Linked DNA regions of Homo sapiens: regions 1, 2 and 4 are each linked to region 3. The links are chromatin loops, found by intact Hi-C in ENCODE. Cell type or tissue: GM12878. All regions are shown on one strand.

The links. Hi-C counts contacts between places; a loop is a spot of excess contacts. Peaks named below come from ENCODE experiments on the same cell type or tissue, not always from the same donor. Only the 100,000 strongest peaks of a DNase experiment are listed, where the experiment ranks them.
Region 1: it touches region 3 in a loop (2.3-fold over the local background); 1 of 110 quality-filtered maps calls a loop at or near these places.
Region 2: it touches region 3 in a loop (6-fold over the local background); 1 of 110 quality-filtered maps calls a loop at or near these places.
Region 4: it touches region 3 in a loop (3-fold over the local background); 1 of 110 quality-filtered maps calls a loop at or near these places.

Annotation. Positions count from the first base shown.
Region 1 is chr2:44,576,195-44,581,194 of GRCh38, reverse strand. All of the region lies in intron 3 of CAMKMT (calmodulin-lysine N-methyltransferase), which reads right to left. Among named protein-coding and RNA genes, the nearest start is that of CAMKMT, 220 kb to the right of the region's middle. In GM12878, no CTCF peak of the experiment used is centred here; a DNase peak (open chromatin) is centred at 2,224; H3K4me3 peaks cover 890 bases; H3K27ac peaks cover 748 bases.
Region 2 is chr2:44,776,621-44,781,620 of GRCh38, reverse strand. No RefSeq gene overlaps it. Among named protein-coding and RNA genes, the nearest start is that of LINC01833, 160 kb to the left of the region's middle. In GM12878, a CTCF peak has its summit at 2,458; DNase peaks (open chromatin) are centred at 1,580 and 2,750; H3K4me3 peaks cover 2,557 bases; H3K27ac peaks cover 2,536 bases.
Region 3 is chr2:44,831,728-44,836,727 of GRCh38, reverse strand. No RefSeq gene overlaps it. Among named protein-coding and RNA genes, the nearest start is that of LINC01833, 100 kb to the left of the region's middle. RefSeq lists an enhancer at 2,942-3,051. In GM12878, no CTCF peak of the experiment used is centred here; DNase peaks (open chromatin) are centred at 407, 2,887 and 3,277; H3K4me3 peaks cover 551 bases; H3K27ac peaks cover 3,308 bases.
Region 4 is chr2:44,729,780-44,734,779 of GRCh38, reverse strand. All of the region lies in intron 7 of CAMKMT (calmodulin-lysine N-methyltransferase), which reads right to left. Among named protein-coding and RNA genes, the nearest start is that of LINC01833, 210 kb to the left of the region's middle. In GM12878, no CTCF peak of the experiment used is centred here; a DNase peak (open chromatin) is centred at 3,029.

The sequences.
Region 1 (5,000 bases), 260 kb after region 3:
AAAGAGACAAATTCAGAAAAGGTAATCTTTGAAAATTTCTCCTTTTGATCTCATCGGAAACATACTTGCACTGCCTAGTTTGCAGACTAGCTATATTCTGACATTTGTGTAGTCAACCACAACCACAGCAAGCAGGATGGCATTTATCTTTTATAATAATACAGAGTGCTCTGTCATAAAGTAGGGTCACTGAAATGAGTAATAATCCCACCAGCATCTAAGGTACAACCAGCAGGGTCCAGGTCAACAGGCAAGCAGCCGATAATTTGCCCAACAACACTGAATTTCATCTGCCCACAGCCTCTATCTACTGATTATACAATCAATACACCTCAGATGAGAAGAGCTAACAACTGACCGGGGCAGATCAATGCTAGCAAATAAGCGCTTCATGACAAAAAGTTTGATAATTACCATTCTGAAGCCGTGTAAATGTTGTTTCTATTGTAACAACATTCATGATGATACTGCTATGATTGCACTGTTATTATAGGTTTAATGTTAGGCAATCAAGCTACAGTGGTCTAGATATCAACAAACAGCATCAAAAGAAAACATCAAATTGTCCCTATTCTTTTGACACTGTAGCTGAGAAATTTTTCTATGTTAGTGGCCCTAAATGAACAATAATAAGTGACAATTTAGTGAAAAACACTATTTTCACATCTTACAAAAGTCATGCAATATAGATTGATACAAGTATGATTATTTCTAGGACCACTTGAACCAGGGGATTAAAATAAATTCAGTCCTGTGACCATGGTTTTTCCTTCTTTCTTTTTTTTCACATACATCATTTAAAGAGGATTTATGTAAATTTTCTCTGTACTCATAATTTTTCAAGCATTAGTGCAGTCATAAGTATAGGGCACCTTGGCTTGATTTAATTATTATCGTTTCTAATTCAGCACACTTTATTTTATTTTACTTTATTTTATTTTATTTTATTTTTGAGCCCTGATTGCTAGTTCATTCTCAATCATTAGCATTTAGAAGAACTAGTCATTACTGGTTTTCAATAGCTGCTTGGGTTCCTATAAGCACTTAGAGTCTTAAAACACAGAAATGGAAAACAGACATTTCAAAGGTAGAACAAATCATGACTCCTAGAGGTAGGGTACAAGAATCCCTGGGTGCGTGGGCACTGAAGCACACAAATTCTTAACTTTCCCATTTGCTTTTTAAAAACCACAGGAATTGGGTCTAAAAAAAACTAGGACACCTCATTTCTGTAAGATGCTTGCTCATATAGAAAACTGGGAACTGATTCCAAATGAAAGGCTTTCCAAAAGAAATGGCAGTCACTTTGGACCACAATAATCATTTATACAAGGGTATGTCTGACTTTCGATTTGTGCAACACACACTTTTAATTGTCACGTCCATAAATACATCCCCCAGCTGCACCCAGGCAGCAATAAAGTTACCTGTCTAAAACTTGGTCTCCACATCCCTGAGTGGCCAAATCTCTCACTGTCTGGAGTAAATCAGCTGCCTTTCCATGTAGATAAGAGACACAGAGCCGGGGAGGGCAGCAATGCTCAAGAGTTTGTCAATAGCTCAGGAGAGAAAGGGCAAACCAAAAACCTTTTGTGGGCAGTAATGCGAGTGAGATTTTCAGCATGCTCAGAGGTTGCTGTTAAATGTCTTTTTCAACAGCATTCTCTTTCTTTCCATGCAGCTTCTACCTCGCAATAGAGTCAAAGAATGTGATGTACATTAAAATGCTTTGCCTCTCAGATGGGGTTCATTTTTATTCAGGGACAATTTTGCTGACTGACAGGTAAGCGTTTGGTGCTGAAATTGGACCTGTACAAGAGCTTTGCATTTCATTTGCTCCATTACACCAGCGCATGAATTACTGGGCTTCCATGTTGGCATCTTTCCATTACTTTTAAATACCTGACATGAGCAAAATGACTCATCTGACATTTCATGTAACAAATTTGTTCCAAAAAAAAAATAGAACATTATTATACTATTTTATATATGTGGGTACCACAACCTTCTGCCCTAATCTGACCAGAAATTGTTAAGTGTATAAATGGTAGCTGATATCAGTTTAAGAAAACACACTGCCAATGACAGCTATAAAATCTCATGGCAAAGAAATATGTCTGCTTTTCCTATTACCCACTGTCACTTCAACCTACTTCTTGAAATGTTAGCAAACTTCAGTCACAAATGGAGCTTTGTATTTTGGTTTCACTTCCACCACTGCGTAAACTTTGAGACATTATTTATTCCAATACACAATGAATCAACTTTTTCACTTTTAATCAGTGCTAACAGAGCTGAGGAGTTAAGATGCCTGTACCAAATAGTCATTTGTAGTCACAATACTACTATTTACTGACTAGTACAAAATTATTTGGTCTTCAACTTCTTCTAACTCTCACTTTCCCTTTGATTGCTTTTTGTTGCTTTTTTATTTTTAAGCAACAACTTAAAAATAATACGGACCATGACTCACAACCCTAAGATATCTCCTCATTCCAAACTTAACACCACATCCCATTACCCAATACCACATCCCATTACCCAATTTGCCTTGTAGAACTAGGAAAGTGTTTCAGTTCTTTGCTAAAGGCCAGTGTTAGCCTAGACAGCTTTGCTCCAGGCAGATTAGGAAAGAAAGAATCCTCAGTTTTATGACTCAGCCAGGAGTTTTTCCCACCTCTTCACTTAAAAATACCTCAGTAACACATTACAACCTGCCATATGAGGCTGAAGATCGCAGATCTACACTCAAATAAGGGTTTTTCTAGGTGACAGTATAACATTTCATAAAGCAGCAGCATAATTATGTGACAGCAAAATTTAAAATATCATGTTCACTGTTAGTATGAATACATCGAATTAATACAGTATTATTTCCATATGAAATTATTAGCCTCATTATTATATAATGGTATTTTCTTTAATAAATGGTCTCATATTATAAATGTTAAAGTACTTTATGTTACGGTGTATTCTTTTTAACAATGTTAATTTACCCTCAACCATTATTCCTATGCTGAATTTATATAACGTGTAGGTAATGAGAGATCACCTCCAACCCGCCTGAGCTCTCATGTGGGCCCTTCAGCTGGATCTAGAAACCAAATTGACACAAGGCAGATTTACAAGAGAAAAGCATACACATTTTATTAGTTTTACATGTACATGGGGATCTTCACAAGAGAGTGAAGTCTGAAGAAGTGGCCAAAGCAAGATGCTTTTATACTTTTTGGATGAAGAATAATAAACTTAAGAAGAAATGATAGGACAAAGGCGATCTGTCTACGGGCAATAAATTCCTAGGGGAGTCACTAGGAGATACAAGCGGGGTGTAAAACTAGTAGAAGATAAGGGTTACTTTGGAAAATATATTTAATTGGGTCCACTGCAGCCCCCTGTTCCCAGCCTCTGGTTGATAAGAGCTATTTCCTGGCTCTAGTAAAGGGAGGATCTCGTCCAAAGGAATATTCTCCCTCTCCATCTCCCTCTCCCTCTCCGTCTCCCTCTCCCTCTCTGTCTCCCTCTCCCTCTCCCTCTCTCTCCCCCTCCCCGTCCTTTCTTTCTTTCATTTTTTTTGAGACAGGGTCTCACTCTGTCTCTCAGGCTGGAGTGCAGTGGTGTGATCATAGATCACTGCAGCCTGGACCTCTCAGACTCAGATGATCCTCCCATCTCAGCCTCCCAGGTAGCTGCCACTATAGGCATGTACTACCACACCTGGCTAATTTCCATATTTTTTGTAGAGATGGGGTCTCATCATGTTGCCTAGGCTGGTCTCTAATGCCTAAACTTAAACGATCTTCCTGCCTTGGCCTCCCGAAGTGCTGAGATTACAGGCATGAGCCACAGAAGAAGCTTTATGGCTTGCTGCATGCAGGTCAGCTACCCCTTTCTGAAACTACAATTTCTCCAATGTTTTCAAAATAATTAATATGCCAGTTTGACATATTTTGGGATGGCAAGTCCTTCACTCCTTTGAAAGTTATAATTTAAAAATGAGACATTCAACAAGTTGCATCACCTTTGTCTTTATAACCCACCTGTATTTTAAAAGCATCTGGGAATTCATGGCATTTCCCTTGTACAACCAGCATCAAAGTGACTTTCCTATCCTGGGGAATTATTTAACCAGAATGCTTACAGAAGATAGTGCAGATTTGAAAAACACACATCTTTGAAGAAACGGCATTTCTTCTTTGGATAAATGGTCCAAGAAAGTAAATTTTTTAGAAATGAGCTCCTTGAAAACAGTTCCAGCATCTAACACAGGTATTCTTTCCACAAAAATGGAATGAATGAACATTCCTTGCAGTATTTTTGTTTTGTTATGATTAGTGTTGAAGCCATGGGGCTATTTAATTGTCAATAATTATCTTTTGAGTTGCATTTTTAAAACTGTGCAAGTGAGGCTATTTCTGAGCAAATGGTAGCACTCTAGCCTCCACAGCACACTTACTTTTATTTTTGACCTTTCTCTCACTAATCCTAACATGCCACTCCTCAGACCTGAATAATCTCACCAACCACACTGTCCTCACCTACTCCTGTGGTTGCTGAATGCTATCAGTGTAAGTCACAAAATCACATTGACTTTGACCACTGATCACATTCACGCTGGACCCTCATGTAATCTAACAAGCTGCTTTTATTACAACAAATTATTCTCCACCAGGAAGACTTGTCCCTGCCCTCTCATTTTTAGCAGATGACTGCTTCCCAAGTTATTGAAATATATTGAGGCTACTGAACACTATGTCTCACAACTTCTATACTCTACTTCAGATTCCCTGTGTCTTCCTTTGCTTCTGTTTCTCCTTTCTCCCACCTGTGTTCTTTCTTTTTCTTTTCTTTTTTTTTTTTTTTTTTTAGACAGAGTTTCACTCTTGTTGCCCAAGCTGGAGTGCAATGACGCAATCTCGGCTCACTGCAACCTCTGCTTCCTGGGTTCAAGCAATTCTCCTGCCTCAGCCTCCTGAGTAGCTGGGATTACAGGCATGTGC
Region 2 (5,000 bases), 55 kb after region 3:
TTACTGATCACAGATCACCATAACAATTTAATAGTGAAAAAGTAAATATTGTGAGAATTACAAAAATGTGACAGAGACATGAAGTGAGCACATGCTGTTGGAAAAATGGAGCCAATAGACTTGCTCAAAGAATTGTCACAGACCTTCAATTTGGAAAAAAAAAAAAATGCAATTATCTCCTAAGTGTGATAAAAGTATGTCTGTATTGATTAGATCAGTGAATAAAAATGGAGGAGTTTGGGCCCCCACCACTCCTCCCTTCCCCCGCAGTGGTACCTGAGGTAGCCCTGCAATGTTCAGCCTGGGGCAGAGGAAGGTGAAACATTGGGATCCACCCCAGAACCTCATGGGAGAAAGTCCCCTGCAATGTATTACATATTCTCTAGGGCCAAGCTAAATGTCTGACAACTCTCTGACAGTACCAGAGAATTCTAACTCCCTGAGGTGGCCAATATCTCTGGTCCTCATAATAGAATGTTTTTTATCTCAAATACTTCAGAAGTTAGCATGAACTGGGAATTCAAATTATGTCGTTCAGCTCTCCTATGTTACAGAAGAGGAAACTGATGTCCACAGAGATTAAGCAGCTTGCCTACAATCACCAGCTTGGTACTGGTAGAGTCCAGGCTGGACTAGGTATTCTGATTCAAGGTTCATTGTTCTTTCTCCTGTAGCCCACTTTCTCTGGTGTCCTCTCTCAGTAGCCTGAGAGTGATGTGCCTCTGTAATAGGTTCAATTTCTGAAGGGTAAATGAGGCCTGTGGTACTTGCATCCTATTTTTGTGTTTTTGAAATGTTAGTCACTATGTAACTCACCACATTTTAGGCAAAACATTGTATCAAAAGTTAAACGTAAGGACGCAGAAAAGTACCCCCAGAGAATAGATCTAGAACTGCATGAGTTATCGGTTGCTCATCACTTAGTTAACAGACTGCCCCAAATGTAGTTGCTTTAAAACACCACCATTTTTAGCTCATGTTCTGTGAGCAGGCAATTTGGGTTGAGCTCAGCTGGGCAGTTCTTCTGCTGGCTCACCTGGCCCACTCACACAGCTGCAGCCAGAGCTGCATCTCCCAGGGGCTGTTTGGTCCTCGTTTTCTGTTCACTCCCAGGAAAAAAGAGTTGAGCCTGCAATACTTTATCTGGTAAGACAAGTCTGCGACTGAGACAACCAAGCAGGCCAACCCTCGCTGTTCCTGGGAGAGCCACTGCCGTTCAGTGGCTCATGGCTGAATAATGGGGGTGACTAGGCCACATGTCTCCACTGTCTAGCAGCACAGCCTGGGTTTTTTCACATGGTAGCTGGGTTCCAAAAACATCAAGATAGGACAAACCTCAATGCACAAGTGATTTTCAAACCTCCGCTTGTACTCATGTTTACTAATGTCTCCTTGGCCAAAGCAAGCCAAGCCAAGTTCAGAATCAAGGAGTGAAGAAAGAGTCCATTTCTTGATGGAAGGAGCTGGAAAGTACTGTTGCTATTCCCCAACCCCACCAATCTACCACAAGGGTAGAGCTGGATAAATACCTACAGTATCATATTCATATTGAGATTATTGTAACCACTGATGGTTTATCTAGTCTCTTGGGGGTGAGGGTGTGTGTGAGAGGACCCAGAAGCAGCACCTGGCTGTGAGGTGAGGGAAAACCACTAACAGCTGGCAGAAATGCAAGCTGGAGACTCAAAACCTCTGTCACCCAGCCCAGAGCCGAGGTTCTCATCTTATGGGGCAGAAGGTGGGCCAACCAGGAGTATCCCTGGAGAGAGGAAAGATCTCTGGACACTCAGAAGCTGTGAGCGGCTTCATTCTCCTCCAAGCTGCTTCATACTTGCTCTCGCTTGGCATCATGAGATGCTGCTTGAGAGAGAGACAGAGGGACAGTGAGAGATCCACTCAAAATGTAGGCTGGATCAGGGATGTGGCCTCTGCTCCTAAAAATAAAGCCTGTGGAGGAAAATGAAGGCTAATGTACCTGGAGGTGGAACCATAGGTCAGGTGGGCAAAGCTTTTAAATGTACTGCCTTCTGGGTTGGGAACAGCATGGTGACATTCCCTGAAGCTCAAGGAGAGCTCGGCCATCAGAAGGCAGACTGCAGATCAAGACAGTGATGGCCTGAGCTCACTTTCCGACCTAGTCTGACAGTCACATCGTGTTCAGCTTCTACCTTTCTCACATTGGTAGGCTGCAAACCATCAAAAAGTAGAATTTCATATACAAAGCCGAGTCCTTATTCTAGATTGCACAGGTGATGCCCAGACAACAAGCCAACATTTTCAGATCCCACCGCCCAGCTTTCACCATGGACCTGGCCTGGGATGGTGCGGCCTCGGTGCCCACCGGGAAGGCAGAGTGGCCCAGCGTGGGCGGCAGAGGTGAGGGAGGGAACGCTGCTCTGAGGCCTTTTTCTTGTAGCTCCAGACAAATTAAAAACCTCCTTACCAGCCATTCATTCTGAGGAGGCCTCTTCCTTCCTCCACAGGGGGGCTGCTGTGTTGGAAGCCGATCGGATTCAGGGAGGCTGGGCCTCCCGGAGCTCTCAAGGAGGGGGAGCGGCAAGAATGGAAAGAGAGAGGCCCTAACCCTGAAGAGATTGGCAGGCAGGGAGTGGGGGCAAAGTGCAGCCCAGGTCACTGGGAAAAAAGAAATCTCAAAGTAAGGGAGTGGGGGAAAGTTCCACTTTCAGCCTAATTATGAAAGAGGCCTCGGTAGAGAGGGGCGGGGGAGCCCAAAGAAGAGAGAAAAGGGAAGTGAGATGTTGCAGAGAGCAGAAAGAGATTCTCAGGGGGCACAGGCTATTGAAGGAACGCAGGCAGGGAAAGGTGCCGCCTCTTCAAACGTGGGTCTGTTATAACTGATTTTGAGAGACCTGGAAGCATGTTCGCCTGGGACTCCCAAAGAGGGAGGGCAAAATGCCCTATTAAGGGTGGGACGAATTGATTTCCCAAAGAAGCACAGCACCATTTCCTCCAAATGCCCTCTGCAGTCCTCCTTAATCTGCCCTGGAGGCAGCAGGTGACCTCTGCACAGGCCCCTGGAGGCGCCTTTGTTCGGGGGCATTCTGCGGCCCGCCCCGCCCCCTCCCCTTGCACCTGGGCAGCAGCCTCAAAATGCACTTGTCCACCCTTGGCCGGCTCCCGTGGTGGGATGGCGGATGCCTTTGTATGTGAAAAGCCACGAGCCCTCCAACTCCTGTTTTCCCTTCGGCTTGACACATTCACTAATGTATTTCCTGTTCACTCCCAGGAGAAAAAAAGAGTGCCTGCAATACTTTATCTGGTAAGACAAGTCTGTGACTGAGACTACCAAGCGGGCCAACCCTTGCTGTTCCTGGGAGAGCCACTGCCATTCAGAAAGCTTGGCTCTGCCCTCGAATCCCCAAGTGTTCCCTGCCGGGTTCTAATCCAAGCCCTCTGAGGTTTGCTAATTTAATTGTGTAATGGTCCACACCTGAGACATTCCCTGAACTATCTTTAGGACACTACTTAGCCTAAAAGAAAGACAAATAAGAGTATTAAGACAGGGACTTAGACATTGAAAGCTTTTACCATCTCCAAAACATCTGAGTCAAGCAGAAGAAAACGGGGTGGGAGGATGAGGGGTGGCCTCAAAGTCAGAACAAGCAACAAGAAGTAAATAAAGTTCTTGCTAAGTGAGTCTGAAATATGTATTTAGCCCTTGTAAATTAAATAACACTGGTTTTTAAAGAGTGATTCTCCGAACATCTATTATTCACATCAGTAGGACAGACGGTAAGCCACTGTAAGATTTATAGAAACTAAAAGACTTCCCATGCTAAAGGTTAATGAAAGTGTAATTTGAATCATGAAATCTTTATGTGTCGGCTCAATTTACACCGAGGGCTCATTAAGGATGCGTTTGGTACAGCGGGCGGCAGGTGACGTCACATTAGTATTTAAATGGGCGGGGCCAGGCTGCTCTGCATGTAATCCTTTAAAAATATAACAGCCTCTCTCTTTCCTTCTCTGTCTCTCCAGCTGTAACAACTTCACCAACTGTCTGGGTTCCACCCCGAGGATTTCACTGAGAGAACACGTTAGAGGGAATCAGGAAGCAGAAAAAAGGTCACAAATAAGCACCTCAGGAACAATGAAAGCTTTTCTCTATGCAGCAGTGGGAGAGTTGCTAGAAAAACTGGAAAGGTATTAATCAGAAGTGGCTATAAATGCTCTGGAGTTTTGCTCTTATAAAACTCCTCAGAGAAAGTCTTGAAGGAAATGCAGGTCAAAGCCCAAAAAAGCTCTTGATCAGAGATTGCTGGAGGAAAATCTTCCCAGACGCCGTTTAATAGGCAGCAATCACCCCAGGAGTGGGGAAGCCAAGTACGCTTGAAACATGGTTGCAATTCCTAATAGGTCTTGTCACACTTAAGGCACTGCAAGCTCCATCCAACGAACAGCTGAAGCTAGCTGGCGATTCATAAAGCCAACAGTTTAAAGTTTATTATGATGAAAGCACTTAATGACAGCCATCGCTAGGGGCCCATCATTTATAAAGCTGTGCTGAGTATTAGACATGTAGCATGACCACCAATTTTATGTCACAATTGCTACCATAAAATGACCTTTGGTGATTTTTGCTGCATGTGGTGGACAGCTCTTCCTTCACATTAGTGCTCTGTGGCTTTCTTTGCAGACTATTATGCTGTCTAAAGCTTATTTGGCACTGTCGTGAGCCTCAACCCTTGCTATTACCCCGAAGGCCTGTCTTAAAAAAAAAAATCTCATGCTCTATTACGCCACTCCAATAATTTACAGTTCTTACCAGCCTTGGTTAGCGTAATATTTTAATGCAAATATGCTTTACCATTGGATTTTATTTTAAGCACACACACACACACACACACACACACACACAATTTCCCATGCTTCTGGCTAGCAAAATATCCATTTTATGGGAGTTCACTGAAATCGGCCTCTTATTCTCTGGTCAGGTCTCACTGATTGAGCACTGTTTCCTCTGGGTCAGTTAAAACATC
Region 3 (5,000 bases):
AACTCTCTAGCACAGGGTTGGCCGTTTCTTGTACATCTTCTCAGCAAAAAGCGCCCAGAGACCCTAGGAACATCACAAGAGGGACCTTAGACAAGAGAATTTTACACTTTACCACAGGGAGCTGTGGGCCACCATTGAAGATGTGATCATTCAATCAACATTGATTGCCACTGTGCAGGGGGCTGCGGAAAATACAGGAAAAACCAAAGTTCACAGCTCACCATGCCAAGGGTAGGGACAGCTGAGGAGGATCATCTGGATCTATTGAGAACAAAGCACTGGAGAGAGGCTGAAAGTCACCTTACCGGGGCTGGGTGAGTCATGGGCAAAAACCTAAGTCGCATCTTCACTTATCTACACTGCTGTCATGAGCCACTGGCGAATTCAGACGTTGATTTCAGTTTTCCTCAACCTGGGCTGGGTGAGTCATGGGCAAAAACCCAAGTAGCGTCTTCACATATCTCTGCCACCATCATGAACCACTAGCAAATTCAGACATCGATTTCAGTTTTTCTCAACCCAGCGTTTCTGAAGAGGTCCATGACACTCTTAGTAATGAGTAACAGGGAAGTTATTCCAATTTTTTTTTTTTTTGAGACAGGGTCTCACTCTGTTGCCCAGGCTGGAGTGCGGTGGTGCCATCTCAGCTCACTGCAGCCTCTATCACCTGGGCTCAAGCAATCCTCCCACCTCAGCCTCCTGAGTAGCTGAAACTACAGGTGCATGCTGCCACTCCAGAGTAAATTTTTTTTTTTTTTTTTTTTGTAGAGATGAGGTTTCACCACATTACTCAGGCTGGTCTCAAACTCCTGGGCTCGCTCAAGCGATCTGCCAGCCTCGACCTCCCAAACTGTATTTCAATATTTTAAAAGCCAGGTAGAAATAATATATTTAACCACCTTAAGGAGAGTAAATAGCAAGCTTCTTTACTTTTGGCTGGAATAGAGCAAATCCAAGTGGTATTTCTTGGTGGTCAGAAGCTTGATTGGCAGTTCTGTATCTCTAATAATAATGGAAAAAGAGTTACTAAAAATGCCACTTCCCTGATGGATGACAGTATCTTTTAAAATATAGAGGTCAGGGGGTAAACTAATAAAAGGAGGGAGACAAAAAGTTAGGAAAGCAATGATCTGTACATATGGCTTTTTGTATAACTTATTTATTTGACCCAACATTACAACTAGCAGTTTTAGTAGCATGGTAATGAAGCAAATTATTTCTCAGTAGTTTTATGTAAGTAAGTGCAATTGCATAATACGTGTATCTCTTTTTATTTCCAGCTGCAACATCTCGATCCCTCCACCAATTCAGCCTGATCCTCCGAGGCCTAGAACTTGGCTGCCCATATTGTGAGTGCACATGAGCGCTCCTCCAACTGAAAGTTAATGGTGACCTGTACTCACCTGTCTGCAATGATGAATGCTCCCAGGCCCTACCTGGTGTTGACCCCTCTCTTCTCAGCTGGATCCCTTCCTGCAAGCTCAGCATCTGATAGGACCAAGTCTGATCAGCAGGTAAGCTCGCTGAGAATCAGATACAGTCCCCATTGCTATTAGCCCAGCACAGACTCTGGGCTTCCTTCCAGCCTGGATGATTCTTTCATCAGATATTTATTGCGTGACTCTTAGGAGCCAGGTACTGTGCTACGCACTATGGCTACAAGAATTAATAATTCATAATGCTCTCTTCCCCAAAAGAATCAGAGTTCTTTACACATTTGTAAAGAATTATACCACTAGCATGGTAAGAGTTCTAGTGCTAATACAGAAACAGATCGTGAGGGAGAACCTCTGACACTCTAGATTTTCAGCAAAAGTTTCACTGAGGAGGTAGTGCTGGACCCAAGGCTGAAAAATGAGTAGATGTTCACCAGCTGTCAGGGTATTAGGGGGCAGGGCAAGTTGTAGAAAGAGTCTGTGGGGAGGGAGGATTGGAAAAGATACTTAGAGAAGCAGCAATAACATGTAGCAAGGCCCAGAAGCATAGGAGAGTACAAGAAATTGGCAGGGGTCCTCAATGTTCAGTTGGGCTGTCTAGTGGGGTCTTCTAAAGAAAATACATTTATTAGATGAACTGTTCAGGTATGAGTTATTGCACTGTTGGCTGTGAATTCACTGTTAATGAGGCAACAATATATACTAAATATGGCATCTTGAAGCAAAACACACACAAAATAAGGTTATGTATTGATCTGTTGGTGAAAATGTGGCCAGAGGCTTGCAGGAACCTAACCCTATATTTCCCCTGGGAGCAATGGCTTAGTGTTTGCTAATTCAGCATTGGAGGCAACTTTATAGAACATAACTACTGCAAATAACAACAATAAACTACAAGAGGATAAAGTATTTGTGGAGTGAGATAGAGGCCCCAGGCACTTTGGAGTTAGAGTTCAAGTCCTCCAAAGCTTGCAGGAAATGACTTGGCATTAGCTACCACTTTAAATAAAGACACCAACTCTGTGGTGCCTTTGGAGACACTTACAAAAATGGTATTTATTGTTTTTTTTAAGAGTTTTTTTTCCTATAAAGGTCTTTAAAAGATAACGCCCAAGCTCTTGGCCACTGGTTCTGGTTATGGGCTCCATCTGGGTGAATCCCTACCCAGTATGTCCAGAACTAGAACCCAGCTTTGACTTGACCAGTTCCCTTCTCCCTTCCTGCCCTTTCTTGTCTCTCAGCCCAGGACCCAGTTCTCTGCCAATCTCTTTGCAGATGCCAATTGCTCATCTGCCCAGATTTCCATGTGGAACCTGCCCCTGATTTTGTTTAGTCCCTGCAACTGGCTGTGTCGCTCCAGTGCCTGTTCCACTTGATGGAGCATGTCCAGTGGCAGATTGCAACTCTCTCAAGTTGCCCCATCCTGCTACAATGGCTAAGATCATAGTTTGAGTCAGAGCTCAATGGTTGTGAGAAACAGAAACTTAAAGAAACAGATGATGACTAAAAGGACATGGAATCAGGTTACAGAAATAGAAATAAAGATATGCCTTTCAGAAACTAAAGCTGGTAATGGAGAAGCCACAAGAAGCCAAGAAGATTTCTTTCCCTCCTCCACCACCTCCCATATCTCTGTCTCTTTGCATTTCTCTTTCCTTCTTTCCATCCTCTTTCCCGCTTCTTCTCGCTTCCCATTTTTCCTCAACCTTGGCTTTTCTCGCCTGGTCTGCTTTATTCTCTTTGCAAACCATCTTGTTCCACTTCCTCTGGCCACCCTCTCCCCTCCAATTTTGTCTTGCATGTGGCTTGGGTTTTCCCTGTCATTAACTCTAACTCCCATTCTGTGAGGCCTTTCTCAAACGCCCACCACCAAATACTCTCATTTTGCATATGCAAGGGAGAATCTGATTGGCTGAACTCACCAACTTATATTAGCTTCTCTGAAATCAGGTGACCACCCCTGGTCCAATCAACTGCAGCTGGAGGGGAGGGGAAAATAACCTAAGGCAAGTCATGGCCATCTAAACCTGCCCCTGCAGAGGGACTGTGGGCAGAATTTAGTTCCCAGAAAAGGGGCCGGCCCTCCAAATATGTTATCTATGGCTATTTCATAACTAAGGCCATTTTCTGAAATAGGAGGGAGTCCTCTGGTTGGTTATTAGGGATCCTTATTAAATCATCTATATTGCTTATTGTCTAAAGGAGAGAGTGGGCAGGTCATTTATGAAACTTGATTTTGGGATTAGTTCTGTGTCCTGGGAACAAAATTTCATCCCTCTGGCCCAACCCCTCGTCTCCTCTCCTGTCTGATCTTCTCTTTCTCTCTCTCTTTTTTTTTTTTTTTTTTTTTTTTTTGAGATGGAGTTTGGCTCTGTTGCCCAGGCTAGAGTGCAGTGATGTGATCTTGGCTCACTGCAACCTCTGCCTCCTAGGTTCAAGCAATTCTTGTGCCTCAGCCTCCTGAGTAGCTGGGATTACAGGCACGTGCCAGCAAGCCTAACTAATTTTATTATTATTATTATTATTATTATTATTGTTATTATTGACGAGGTTTTGCCATGTTCGCCAGGCTGGTCGTGAGCTCCTGGTCTCAAGTTGCCCGCCTGCCTTGGTCTCCCAAAGTGCTGGGATTACAAGCGTGAGCCACCACGCCTAGGCCCTCACTGTCTTTCATCAGCACTTCAGGAAGTGTGACAAGACTGGCAACCAAGGACGATTGTCTCTTTGAGCAAGTTGAGGGTTTCCCAGGGAGTGGCTACAGAGTCCCTGCTGCACAGACAGGTCAACTAGGGAGATGGAGAGACAAGGCTGAGCAGATCTACAGGCAGGAAGAAGACGTTGGGAAGTTCTCTCCAAGTCAAGGCAGGTCAATCAGAAAAGCAGAGATTAGGGCTGGTCTGGACACAAGGTGGGATGAATGAGGGTGTCTCAAGGCTGACCTTCAGTCCTTTTCTTTCCATCAGCTGTGGCATTGCTGTTGAGCGAGGAAACTTGTCCCTCTCCTCCCATTGTTTCTGCCTCTGTCTGTATGGGGGACAGAACTTCTCTCAGCCCTCTTCCCCACTGGGGTGAGTGTTGCGAAACCATTCATGCTCCCATGTCCGGGCTCTCTCCCTACAGGGGGAGGAAAGACTGCCAGAGATGAACTGTCCCTCTACATGAGAGATTCATGACCACTTTGCTCATTCCTCTTTCACTCCCTGCCTTGCCTCTGCCTGACCATGGGGTTTGGGTAGCCCAGCTGGCTTATCTGCTCCACTTTGGAGGCATAGACAGGTTTACTGTCTTGGCTTGCTCTTTTTTTCTCTAGCAAATGTGCTTCAAATTGGCCTTTCCTAGCACCATATCCTTGGGTTCTGCGGAAAGAATAGGCAGAGATTTGGGGAAAAGGAGTAGCAGCTGACACTTTGATGGGAAGTCTAAGGCCGTGTTCTCCAGCCCTGCTTTTATCAGAGCCCTGTTTTGGGGGAAGCCAGTATTGGCCCAGAGTCTCTTCTTCTCCTATTTTTTATTTTTTTATTTTTTATTTTTTTGAGATGGAGTCTCGCTCTGTTGCCCAGGCTG
Region 4 (5,000 bases), 100 kb after region 3:
ATTCTGGGTCATAGTGTAAGTCTCAATAAATTTAAAATGATTCTAGTCATACAAAAAATATGTTCCCTGGCTGGGCATGGTGGCTCATCCCTGTAATCCAGCACTTTGGGAGGCTGAGGGGGTGGATCACTTGAGGTCAGAAGTTGAGACCAGCCTGGCCAATATGGTGAAACACCATCTATACTAAAAATACAAAAATTAGCCTGGCATGGTGGTGCATGCCTGTAGTCCCAGCCACTCAGGAGGCTGGAGCAGGAGAATAGCTTGAACCCAGGAGGCAGAGGTTGCAGTGAGCTGAGATTGCACCATTGCACTCCAGCCTGGGCATCACAGCGAGAACCTGTCTCAAAAATAAAAATAAAAAAAAAAAGAATGTTTCCTGACCACAATGGAATTAAACTAGAAATCAATAATCTCTGTAAAATTCTCAAATATTTGGAAAATAAATAATATACTTCTAAATAACCTGGGGTCCAAAGAATAAATGAAAACATAAACTGACAATTATTTTGCGTTGAATGAAAATACAACACATCAAAATTTATGGGATGCCACGAATGAAGTACTTAGAGGAAATTAATAGCACTAAATGGCTATTATTAGGAAAGGTCTCAATTAGTGAACTCAGTTTCTAGCTAAATATTCAAGAAAAAGAAGAGTAAGTTAAACTTGACCAGAAAAAAAAAAAGAAGTAATAAAGATTAGAGCAGAAGTGAATAAAAAGGGAAACAGAAAAATAATAGAGAAAAATCAATGAAACCAAACACTGATTCTTTGAGATCAATAAAATTGATAAACCTCTAGCCTGACTTATCAGGAAAAAAGGGAGAAGATATAAATCACCAATATCATGAATATGAGAGGTGCCATCAATACAGAGTCCATAAATATTAAGAGGATAATATTTATGCAATATTAATACAACATATCCAAAGTTGTCCATAATATACATATGAACATACATATGGCAATGCATCATGATCAAGTGGGGCTTATCTTAAGAATATAAGAAGGTTGGTTTAACATTTGAAAATTGATCAATATAATCTACTATATTAGCAAGCCAAAAAAGAAAAAACATATGATCATCTCAATAAAGGCAGAAAATGCTTCTGACAAAGATTAATGTCTGTTCCTGCTAAAAACTTTCAGCAACCTAAAAATAGAAAGGAAATTCTTTGGCCTGAAAAAGGTCATCTATGAAAAACCTATAGTTAACATCATACTTAATGGTGAAAGACCCGATGCTTTCTTCCTAACGTCAGGCATAAGAAAAGTATGTTTTCTTTCATTCTTCAACACTGCACTGGAGATTACAGTCCCTTTCTGTATAAAGAGATATACAAAAATAAGCTTCTAGAACTAATAAGTGACTTTAGTAGGATTGTGGGATACAAGATCAATGTACAAGAATCAGTTGTATTTCTTCATAAAATCAACAAATAATTGGAAGTTGGAATTTCCAATTTTATACTGTTTACAACAGCATTAAAAAACCATTCTGTTTATAATAGCATAAAAATATGAAACACTTAAAGATAATTCTGACAATGGATGAGAGAAATTAAATAAGACCTAAGTAAATGGAGGCAATTTGGTGAGCAAAGGATGAAATGATGTTTTAACAATTGAGTCTCCATTTTTTAAAAACAGAACTTCAATCTATATCTCACACCATATGCAAATATTGATGCAAAATGAATCATAAACCTAAATGTAAAACCCAAAACTATAAAACTTGTAGATGAAAATGCAGGAGAAAATCTTTGTAACCTTGAGTTAGGTAAAGATTTCTTAGACACACACAAGAGTCTTGATCCTTAAAAGAACAAATTGGTAAATCAGACTTTATTAAAATTAAAAACATTTGCACTTTGAAAGATCCTGTGAGGAGAATGAAGACGAGCTACAGGCTGGAAGAAAATGGCAAATCATATATAGTATCTGATATAAGCTTATATCCAGAATATATAAAGAACTCCCAGAGTATGTCAATGATAAGAAAAACAAGCAACCCAATTTTTTAAAAAATGAGCAAAGCATTTGAACAGACACTTCACCAGAGAAGATACGTGAATGGCAAATAAGTACATGAAAATATATTCAACATCATTAGTCCCTAGGGAAATTCAAATTAGAACTCCAAGCTGGGCATGGTGACATGTGCCTATAGTCCCAGCTACAAAACTGTTTTTTAAACAAACTGAACAGAAAATGCTTTCTGAAAAAGAGCAAGGCGCATACAAGTAGGACCCTTACCTATATAAGTTTTACCATCTAAAGCATAACATTCATGTGCGAAGACATGTAAAGGATGGTTCTACCAGACATCAAATCATGTCAACATGTTGCTTGTAATTACACTGACACCAAAGTAAAATTTATATTCTCTCCATTTTATTTCATCACAATATTAAAATCTTATTTCCATTCAAAATTCATTACAAAGTAAAATACAATTTTGTAAGCAGAAACATTACAAAATCAATAATCATTATAGAATTCTCCATGTTTTAGAAAAATCTTGGCTGGGCACTATGGCTCATGCCTGTAATCCCAGCACTTTGAAAGGCCAAGGTGGGAGGATTGCTTGAGGCCAAGAGTTTGAGACCAGCCTAAGCAACATAGTGAGACCCCTGTCTCTACAAAAAAAATAAAAAATTAGCCAGTTGTGGTGGTATGTACCTGTTGTCCTAGCTACTCAGGAGTCTGAGACAGGAGGATCACTTGAGTCCAGGAATTTGAGGTTACAGTGAGCTATGATCTTGCCACTGTACTCCAGCCTGGATGACAAAGTACGATCCTGTCTCTAATTTTAAAAATAAAGAAAAATCATAACAGCTATGGACATGCCAAACCTATGAAGTTTAACAGGTATAGTATAGCAGAAAGAATGCATGGGCTTTGTAGCTGGATAGCTCTGAGTTCAAACGCAAGGCAGTGAAGATGAGAGATGCTGAGTATCATTGCCCTCATCTGTAAAAAAGAGACAGTAAGAGTTGCATCACAGGACTCATTAAGAATTGAAAGAGATGGAGTAAATGAAACCACATTATAGGTGCTCAAGAAATATTAGTTTCCCTTCCCTTATTCTTGTACTAACTTATGTCCTTTCATTCTGGCTTTGAGTTTGGGGTTTCAATCTGAAAAACAAAACCAAGTCAATTTCTGATAGGATTTTTACCTTGTGATGCAAAACTCACACTGAAAGAATTTCTCAAACAGAGAGTCTCTGTTTCAAGTTTGTAATAAAACCTAATGTCAAATGGGTTCACCCTAATTTGTATTTCATTGCAGTGATCACAGATAACTCTCCCTATAGAGGTTTAAAGAATTTATTTTCTCATATTCTCATGTTTAGTACTTCTTTGTTTACCTTTATATTTTCAGACTCCTGGCTGTAGGGGAGTGAGTCCTGTTTTTTGTTTGTTTGTTTTCTGAGACAGAGTCTTGCTCTGTCACCCAGGGTGGAGTGCAGTGGCGCAATCTCAGCTCACTGCAACCTCTGCCCCCTGGGTTCAAGCAATTCTCCTGCCTCAGCCTCCCTAGTAGCTGAAATTACAGGCATGTGCTACCATGCCCAGCTAATTTTTGTACTTATAGTAGAGACGGGGTTTCGCCATGTTGGCCAGGCTGGTCTCAAACTTCTGGCCTCAAGTGATCCACCCGCTTCAGCCTCCCAAAGTGCTGGGATTACAGGTGTGGGCCACTGTGCCCGGCTGAGTCTTGGTTTTAAACTCTGCTGTTAAAAAGGTAGTTTCTTGTGTATTTGTGAAAGTAGTGCACTGATAGAATTCTTGATCATGCTTGCTAAATGTAATGAACTTCAAAAACAAGCTATCTTACCAGCAGTAGGGAAGGCAGCCATGTTCTTTGTATGGCTATTATAGGCATTCTTTACAGAGGATTCCAGTATCCTTTCCCACAGTTTCTTTTATGTCACTTCTCAAAGTCTATGTTGGCACAGCTCACTCTTGTAGAGGGCCATTTACAGTGTTTACAGTGTTCAAGTCATTTACAGTGTTTACCCAAACCAGTGAATCACTTCTCTTCTTTCAAATGATTTCCTATTTGCCACTTTCTCCTCCAATTTTCCTTATCTTTTATAGAGTTTTAAACTTCCATATCATAGAAGCCTCTCTAAGAAAGTGTTTTAAACACTTAGAGAAAAGGACACCATCTAAATCTGGAATTGAAAACTCAGAATGAAAGGGGATATTGATCCGTTGACTTCCTAATTTGGGAGTCGTCTGTCTATAAATGTTATTGAAGCCTCAGTGGATGCTGTGAGCAGCAGTACAATGAGGACATGTTCCTCAAGTAGCAAAATCATAATCGTCAAAAGGAACATACAGTCATATTCGGAAGACAAGACATTCAAATGAAACAAAAGAATTACCGATGGCCCTATGTAAGTAAGGTACTACCAAAGGAGTAATCACTGTGGACTGGACAAGTTGGGGAAGGTATCCTGAAGAAGGTGGAACTGCATGTGATCTTACACACAGGATCTGGATGGGGAATGAAGAAGCAAGAGGACATATCAGACAAAGCCTAAAGAAGAGGCCAGGGTTTGGAGGCTGGAATGAACACACTCACGCTTTAAGCTCCCCAAATATCCCAAGTCTTTGTTCTCAGCAGGTGACCTTACAGAAAGCCTGAGGCTATCTATCTGATACCATCTTTCTCCTCTTCTTCTTTTTCTCCTTTCCTCTTGTCTAAAAGGAAGTAGGGTCACTCTTCTCATTAAGGAGAACTTCTCCATCTGTGTGCTGGATAAAGCCACCCCTTCCTCTTCCCTAGTGGTTTTCAAACTTCGGCATACATCATAATTCTTAGATAGTCTGTTGAAATACACATTCCTGAGCTTCAACTCCAGAGTTTCCGATTCAGCAGGTCTGAGGTGGGGCCTTGGAATATGCATTTCCAACAAGTATACAACTGATGCTGGTGGTGCTGGTCAGGGGGCCACACTTTGAGAAGCCCTGATCTAGATCTTT